Regions from separate parts of the Homo sapiens genome. Here region 1 is linked to region 2. The links are chromatin loops, found by intact Hi-C in ENCODE. Cell type or tissue: mesothelial cell of epicardium. All regions are shown on one strand.

Evidence for each region. Peaks named below come from ENCODE experiments on the same cell type or tissue, not always from the same donor. Only the 100,000 strongest peaks of a DNase experiment are listed, where the experiment ranks them.
Region 1: it touches region 2 in a loop (23-fold over the local background); 2 of 110 quality-filtered maps call a loop at or near these places.

Annotation. Positions count from the first base shown.
Region 1 is chr6:159,873,049-159,877,048 of GRCh38, reverse strand. No RefSeq gene overlaps it. Among named protein-coding and RNA genes, the nearest start is that of MAS1, 16 kb to the left of the region's middle. RefSeq lists an enhancer at 1,133-1,785. In mesothelial cell of epicardium, no CTCF peak of the experiment used is centred here; a DNase peak (open chromatin) is centred at 2,368.
Region 2 is chr6:160,265,416-160,269,415 of GRCh38, reverse strand. No RefSeq gene overlaps it. Among named protein-coding and RNA genes, the nearest start is that of SLC22A2, 8.6 kb to the right of the region's middle. In mesothelial cell of epicardium, no CTCF peak of the experiment used is centred here; no DNase peak of the experiment used is centred here.

The DNA.
Region 1 (4,000 bases), 390 kb after region 2:
ATTTCTGTATACACATTTTATATCCATAAAAAAAGTCCAGAAAAGAGTAAGAGAGTGGAAAACTTAGGTATAACATTATTAGTCTCTAAGTGTTTTTAGTGGATAGCTTTGCTAGATCAAAAACGTGTAATCAGTATATCAATGGAGGGTGGGAGGGGGTGAGCGTTGAAAAATTACCTATTGGGTACAATGTTCACTGATTGGGTGATAGGTATACTACAAGCCTAAACCTCACCATTATGCAATATATCTATGTAACCAACCTGCACATGTATCCCCTGAATCTAAAATTTTAAAAAATTAATAATTTTAAAAGCATATACATTGAATAATAACAGAGCTGCTCTATTTTGTGCCCCTCCAGCAGGAATCAGGGTTTTCCCTGTGTGCCTCATTAGTCCAAAGATGTGCAAGTTTCCTGCTGTGTTCTAGAGGATCCTGCAGTAGAGGGTTGTCCACTCCACAAGGTGGACGTTAGAGCTGGGTGGGGTCTGAGGCACAGGGGAGTGCCTCACTGCACTGTAGACAACAAGTTGACCTTAGAGACAATCAGTAGGATGAGGGATGGCTGGAGGCTGAGTCTTGCTGGCCAGCCTGTAATTCTTTGAAGGGTGGAAGGACAACCAGAGTACATGCCCCACCCAGCTCTCATCCACACGGTCTTCTCCTTCTCCCAGCCTGTGGTTATTTATCGAGTCACTGTCAGTGGAAAAAATTGGTCTGGAAATATGCAGCTGATCTTTCCATTCTGGGTGAATTGCAGCCTCATTTTCCCCTGTGACTGCAGTGGATGATTATATTGAGCAGTGCAGGCTGGGGCAGGGGAGAGCCTTCGGGGTCCAATGGTGAGAAGATAGAATAACTTGGAAAATCTTTGCGTTCTCACAAAGACTTTCATTCTTCCAGGTTTCCCTCGACTAGAGAGGTGCTAGGACTCTGTCCTCAATCTGTTCCTCCAGAATGGTTTGTTCCCCACTCCCCTTACCAGTCAGCAATGGGCTGTTTGTGTGACACTGTCCACTTGTCTCCCTAGTGACACACAGCAAAGCCACAGAGCAGAATGGATTTCTTGCTTTGCCCAACGTGGAGTTGCTTCTCCTGCCCCTGTGCCTGCCCCTGTGCTGAAGGCCTCAGCCTTGCCACTTAGCCACACATGCTCTGATGCAAGGGTTGGACCCACCTAGCCGAGGTTTCTCCTCCAAGATAGGCCACTGCCCCATCCCCAACTTAGATCCTCTGAGGGGGTATTTTAGTTTATTTTGTGTTGCTATAAAAGAACACTTGAGACTGGGTAATGTATTAAAAAAATACGTTTAGCTCACAATTTTGCAGGGTGAGAAGTTCAAGGGCATGGCCCTGGCTTCCAGTGAGGACTATCACAACTGCATCATAACGTGGTGGAGAATATCAAAGGGGCAGTGGACACGTTTGAAGAGGAGAAAGTCCCAGGGGAATGCTGGCTCTATTAACAATCCTCTCTCAAAGGAACTAATCTATTCCCAAGAGAACTCATCTAGTCTCCCCGGGGCGAGCACTCACTGATTTCCTTGAGAATAGCACCAACCTATGCATGAGAGATCCGCACCAGTAACCAAACACCTCTCACTAGGCCCCACCGCCCAACACTGCCACATTAGAGATCAAATTTCAACATGAGTTCTGACAGAAACAAACAAACCACATCCAACCCATAGCAGAGGGGTAGTGGCCCTGACCTTTCTGGAGAAGTGGCAGGACCTTCTGTCTGGCCAACCCTGTGTACACAGGGAAAGCTCACCAGTGGGCAGATGTTTCCTGTGGGTTACCCTATCTTGTCCTATTTCATTCTCCTCCCCTACTTTATGCCTGGATGTATTCACATGCTAGGGCTGTCAGAACAAAGTGCCACAGATTGGGAGGCTGAAGTAGTAGAAACGACAATTCCAGAGGCTGGAAGTCCAAGATCAAGGTGCTGGCAGAGCGGCCTCTCTCCTTGGCTTGCAGATGGCCATTTTCTCCCTGTATCATCACATGATCTTTTCTCCATATGTATATGACTCTGTCCTAATTTCCTCTTCTTATAAAGACCCTCAGCCATACTGGATTAGGGCCCACCCTAACCACCTCATTTTAACTTAATCACCTCTTTAAAGGCCGTATCTGCAAATATAGTCACATTCTGAGGTACCAGATGTTAGGGCTTCAGCATAGGAATTGGGGTGCAGTCAGACACCATTCAGCCATAACAGTGGGTAAGGTTCTAAACAGTTGTAGCACAAGACACAAAGAGGCTTCAGCAGTTGACCATTTTGCTTCCTGTCCTGCAGCCCCTGGTTCCTAGCAACACTCTGTCTGCCAAAAGCTCCCACATCCTTACCCTGGCAGCCGGCCACGGCTTGATCCAGTCTGAGCTGTTCCAAGATGTGTTGGTGGCTGCTTGTTACAGTTCCTGTGTTTTGTTCCTGAAATTAGTTGCACACTGAATTAGGTCTCCAGTGTCTCAACTCCTTCCAGAGGCAGATGGGCAGCCTAGGTCTCCCCTCCAGTTCCCCAGCATAAGGAGGAAGTCTTCTGGCCTCACTCCTAGAGACATATGGACATCCTAATGCCCAGCATCTTTAGACAGTTCAGTTACATCTCTCCAGCTGAGGCCTCCAGTTGAGAGAGTGACTGATAGACAGTTCTGGATTTCTGTCCTTCTCAGAGCTGAGGTATGTCCTGTGTATATTACCCACTATGGGATGGTTCTAGCCAGGAGCCCCCATGCTGAAATGTTGGAAATCCAGAGGTGGGCTCTGCCTTCTGTTCCGGGGTGGACTCCACTTGTGTGCTGAGGGTGGTCTGGCAGGCACACCAATGCGCTCCCAAGGCTCACACTCTCAAGGTCCAAAGACATGCTGTTGAGGAACATTAACACCCATGGCTTGCTGCTTTTGAAGAGTCCATAGCTAAGATGTCCCTGACATCAGTCACCTTCATCTGGATACAGACGGCCCAAGGCTCTCAAATAGAATTGCCATATTCTGTCAACTGGGGCCCAAAAAGTACCCTCCCCAGAAGTCCATTGTTTAATGGAATCGTTGTTTAATGCCTTTAGAACCAGTGAACATGTCTCAAGAGGAAAGATCGGTTGTTTGCCACTAGTCTGGGACATGACTTTGAAGTACTCAGGACAACACCTCATTTTCTTCTAGTTCCACAGTAAAAGTATGAGGCCCTTGGGAATGAAAGATTTGTTCCTGTTTATAACTCACTCAGCTCAGGGCCACCCGACTGCCTCTTCGTCCGTTCCCTCCCTCAACTGCAGTGGCATGGAGCTGCCTGCCTGGTGCCATGGAGTTTGCTACTTTGAGAGCGGGGGCCATGAATCTCTAGCCAGACCATGAATATCTCCTGACCTCGAGTCTAGATTTCCTCAAGCCCTTCCTGGGGAAGACTTTCAGGGATCCATGTATGGGATCTGCAGGAAGGGGTGTCCACATCTTCGCTGCTGCAGCTTGGTCCATGATGAACCCCGAGGTCATGGTTACGGACACCCACCTGGGACCTCAGCACCTGTGTTGGCTCCAGTGAGGGGTTACCCGAAGAGAACATTGTCAGACCTTACCACAGAGATGACTCCATACCATATGCCTGAAGCCAGTTTATAAGGGCCAATCTGAGGACTAGGAAATTTAATTTGACGTGGGGCTCAAGTCTCACTTTCAGACTCTGACACACAAAACTTTCTCTGTGGAGTATCTCTCTCTCTCTCCCCCACCCCCCTCATAATTGATTTAATTTTTTGAGACAGAGTCTCATTCTGTTGCCCAGGCTGGAGTACAGTGGCACCACCTCCACTCACTGCAGGCTTGACCTCCCAGGCTCGAGTGACCTCCCACCTCAGCCTTCCAAGTAGCTAGGACTACAGGTGCACAACACCATGCCCGGCTGATTTTTGTATTTTTTATAGAGACAGAGTTTCACCATGTTGCCCAGGCTGGTCTTGAACTCCTAGGCTCAAGCAATCCACCCACCTCGG
Region 2 (4,000 bases):
ATAGATATTTCTTACTATAGTACAGTATCACAGTCCGCCCCCTGTCTCTGGCCACCAATCTCTTACAGCAAAATGATATACAACTCAAAAGATACTGTCACATGACTAGAATCCCACTCATTCATTAATAGTTAGTCCAGTCCATCATCATATCTTATGGAAATGTCTCCCAGGGTGGGGCTACTCAGATTTGCAGGCTTCCACCCTGTCCTGTAGGGCTTCAAAAGCAGGAGTGGCCTCGGCAAACACATAGCTTTACCCTTCTGGGCATCTGGGATAATTGAGCTAAGAGGCAATGATATCTCTTGCTCTGGAGCATTTTCAGTGTTAATATAATATGAGACTTCCCTCATTACAGGAGCGTTTTATTCACTCCTTTACCCTCAGCTATGATTTCTCCTTCTCTTTGTTTAGACCCAAACGTTTCCACCCTTGGAAGGGACACTCAGATCAGACACTGTGCTGGTCTAGATTGCTGGGAGCATTACTGGTCTAGCAGGTGCCCCTCCCTGGGTCCACTCCGTTCAGACAGGGTACAAAGCCGTGGGCTATACTTACCACCAAACAAGATAGCTTCATTCTGTGTCAACCCCAGTTTGCCAGATGGGGTGAAGGCACAACCCATCCCCATCAGGCCCTTGGGAATTCTGACACAAGTTTTAAAAACATAGTGACAATTTCCTGCTTAGGAATCATCCCTGCTGTCAGCATTTATAATTGCAGCCCTGGGCCTATGACCCCTGCATCAGGTAGGGGAAAAAAAGTTAACGTGATGTGGAGAGGGAAGGAAAAAAAATTGCAGTCATTATGCCTGGGTACTTCTCCCTTGGCAAGAACTGCATAGTCATACCAGCATCCTCCCACCCCTCTACCCCAGATCCACCAGGAAACGGAGGAAAGTGTTAGGGGAACACGCCTTTAGCCCCACTCATGGTGAGTGTGCACTACACTTGTGAAGATGTGCAAGCCAGCCCTTCGTGTCTTCATCTCCCCCCGTTTAGGACAACTAATGTTTGAATTGCCTGTTCTACTTTTCTATCAAACTATTACCCGGAGGAGACTAGCTCTGCCCATTGTTGGATATTACAGGCTGTAAAGTGTGTTCCTTGGTCTAAAGAAATGTGACTGGGCCATCCAAATTGGTGCAATATCTTCTGTTCTGGCTTTTGAATGGCACAGTGAGCATTTGCATCCTCCACCGGGTAAGCAAAGCCCAGACCAGTCAGCGTCTATACAGAACATGTCTAGATTCAGCCCATCTCTGCACTGCTGCAGCTACCCACTTATTTCATGGACCCAGCTGCCCACATCAGGGGAGGACACAGGGATAACTGCTTGTTGACTCCAGTCACCTTTGGAATCTGGAAGGGAGTTCTGATGAGCATTGACTTGTTTTACTTTAATGCACCCTCAGATTTCCACAGGGCTGTGCTCCATGGGGGAGTCCTTTTAATAGCCAGGTTTCCATGGCCCTCTTGCTGAGTGTATGGCCAGGCCACTGGTCGCTGCCCAAAAGTCAATAAAACCCCAAACACAGGCGCTTCTACAACCCTTCAATTCTTCCATCACTGTTAGGTAACAGCATGCATTTCAGCCCACCAAGTTGATTTGTTTTAGCCTGCTTTGATCAAAGTAGCCCTTCCAACAGGACTGTGTGTCTCTTCACCTTGGAACTGCCACCCACAAACCAAGCAACTCTTCGTCGGTCAGTTGAGAGAGGTTGACAGGGCTCTGTTCAACTGACGATAGAATCCAGAAGCTCCTCACATAGCTCCAGATTCAGTCCTAGAGGAAAATGGGCTCCCTGCTCATATCGCCTCCTTGTATTCCCTAGGCAGCATGATCCTGAATAAACCACTTCCATTTTATTACAGGACTCTTCTAGGGTACTGCCATTCCCATTAGAGCATTTCTCTGATATCACCCAAGACATCAGGGGTATTTCATGTTTTAAGATCATTTTATGTCCTTCAGTCATAAGAGTAGTTTCCACTAATGTCTGAGACCAAGTTAGTAAATACCCTTTAAATGAGAATTCTCCAGTCTAGAGTCCCAGTAGTTGTCGCTGGGAGGTGCTCACAGGCTTTGATGTAAGCTCCAGTGCACACACCACACAGACCTAACACAGAGAGAATCTGGCCATACCAAGACTCCAGCTTCAACTCTCCCCTGTGGGCTCAGACGGTCTCACTGGTTCCCATTTAGCATGCCCAATTAATACTGCTTTACGGCAGGGCGCAGTGGCGCATGCCTGTAATCCCAGCACTTTGGAAGGCCGAGGAGGGTGGATCACCTGAGGTCAGGAGTTCAAGACCAGCCTGGCCAGCATGGTGAAACCCTGTCTCTACTAAAAATACAAAAATTAGTTGGGCGTGGCGGCAGGCGCCTGTAATCCCAGCTAGTCAGGAGGCTGAGGCATGAGAATTGCCTGAACCCGGGATGTGGATGTTGCAGTGAGCCAAGATCATGCCACTGTATTCCAGCCTGGGCGACGGAGTGAGACTCCATCTCTCTCTCTCTCTCTCTGTCTCTATTATATATATATTGCTATACATGGGTAACAGGCATGTTTAACAGGTGAATATCGCGGTCATCAAAAAGACAGTCCCATATGGCTTGCACGCAAAGCATGTCCGCCGCTTCATCTGGGGTGCTCCACTTCAGTCATAGGAGGAGACAACAGTCCCTCTTCTCAGGATACACAAATCTTACAGTGACTGTAACCAGTCCACCAGGCTGGCTGTTCCCTTGAGAATAACCTTCTGTGTGTCTGATCACTTAGAGCCACCTGTGATTGTTCCATAGCAAGCTGTGGGTACTGCATGAACCCAAACACGCTCTTCCACTCTGCAGCATTCCAAACCAAAGATATTCATCCTATATTTGTTGCTGTCATAACCCATTTTTACTAAAGACTCCTCAGGAAGCTGATGATACTGATCTACAAAATGAACAGTTCCTTCACACGGCACCTCTGGTTTCAGTGGTCTTCTGGTTTGGCCCTCTCCCCACATGGACTACCTGCTGGTGACCAGAGATCTTAGAGATACTTCACGTTGTTCCTGCATAATTTTTCCCTTGAGGGTGGCTTTCAGGCCAGTGGCTGAAACTCAGACCCACTGAAATCTGAGCTTGGTCTAGCATCAAGGTCTGAGCCAGCACTGCCTTTTAGTTTCATTTTAGCTGTTACATAGAACAATAACCAAGGAATTGAACATTTTACCCTAGTTTGCATTTCCTTACACATCCAGTGAACCAGCTCCCAGGGAGCTGGAGCCATCTCTCAGTACCACTGATAACTTTCACTTTTAGTAACTGAGCACAGCACAACTGTGGCTCCACACACGGCTGAGCACGTGGCCACCAAGGAATCGAAGGTTCCTCACCCCCCACCCTTTTATCCTTTCTCTTCCCAAACCATGTTTCCCAGAGCCATGGTCATTCTAGCAAATACCACTTCGTTGACACCAACTTGTACAGTAGGAAAAATGAGGCAGTAAAAAACTAAAAGAACAAGTGGATGGATTTAGGAAGGTCTTTTGAAACTAATAAAGTAAGAAAGCCACTGAAAGCTGACCAAGGATGCCCCCAGAGGCACAAGGATCAGAAGGCCCGACGTGGCTCATGGGTAATGTCCTTTGTCACAGTGACTACATTTTGGTGGCTTTAATTTTGACACTCTTGTTTTCTCCATCTGCATTCACTTTTATTAATAAAAAAGTATTTTAAATAAAATAGCAGGCAATGTGCCATGTCACCCACAAATACTTCAGTATGATATATTCTAATTAATTAGGCCTCCCTTTTTAAAGCAAGGCCATGATGACCAGACCTAATAAAATTACAAATAATTCTTTAATATCATTTAATATCCAGCCCACATTCAAATGGTTTGAAAGATATTTTTTCACAGTTATATCCAAACACAGTCCACTCATTGGGTCTGGTTTTACGTCTCTGAAGTGTCATGGATTCCTTGGAGAACCCAGGTCATTGGCAG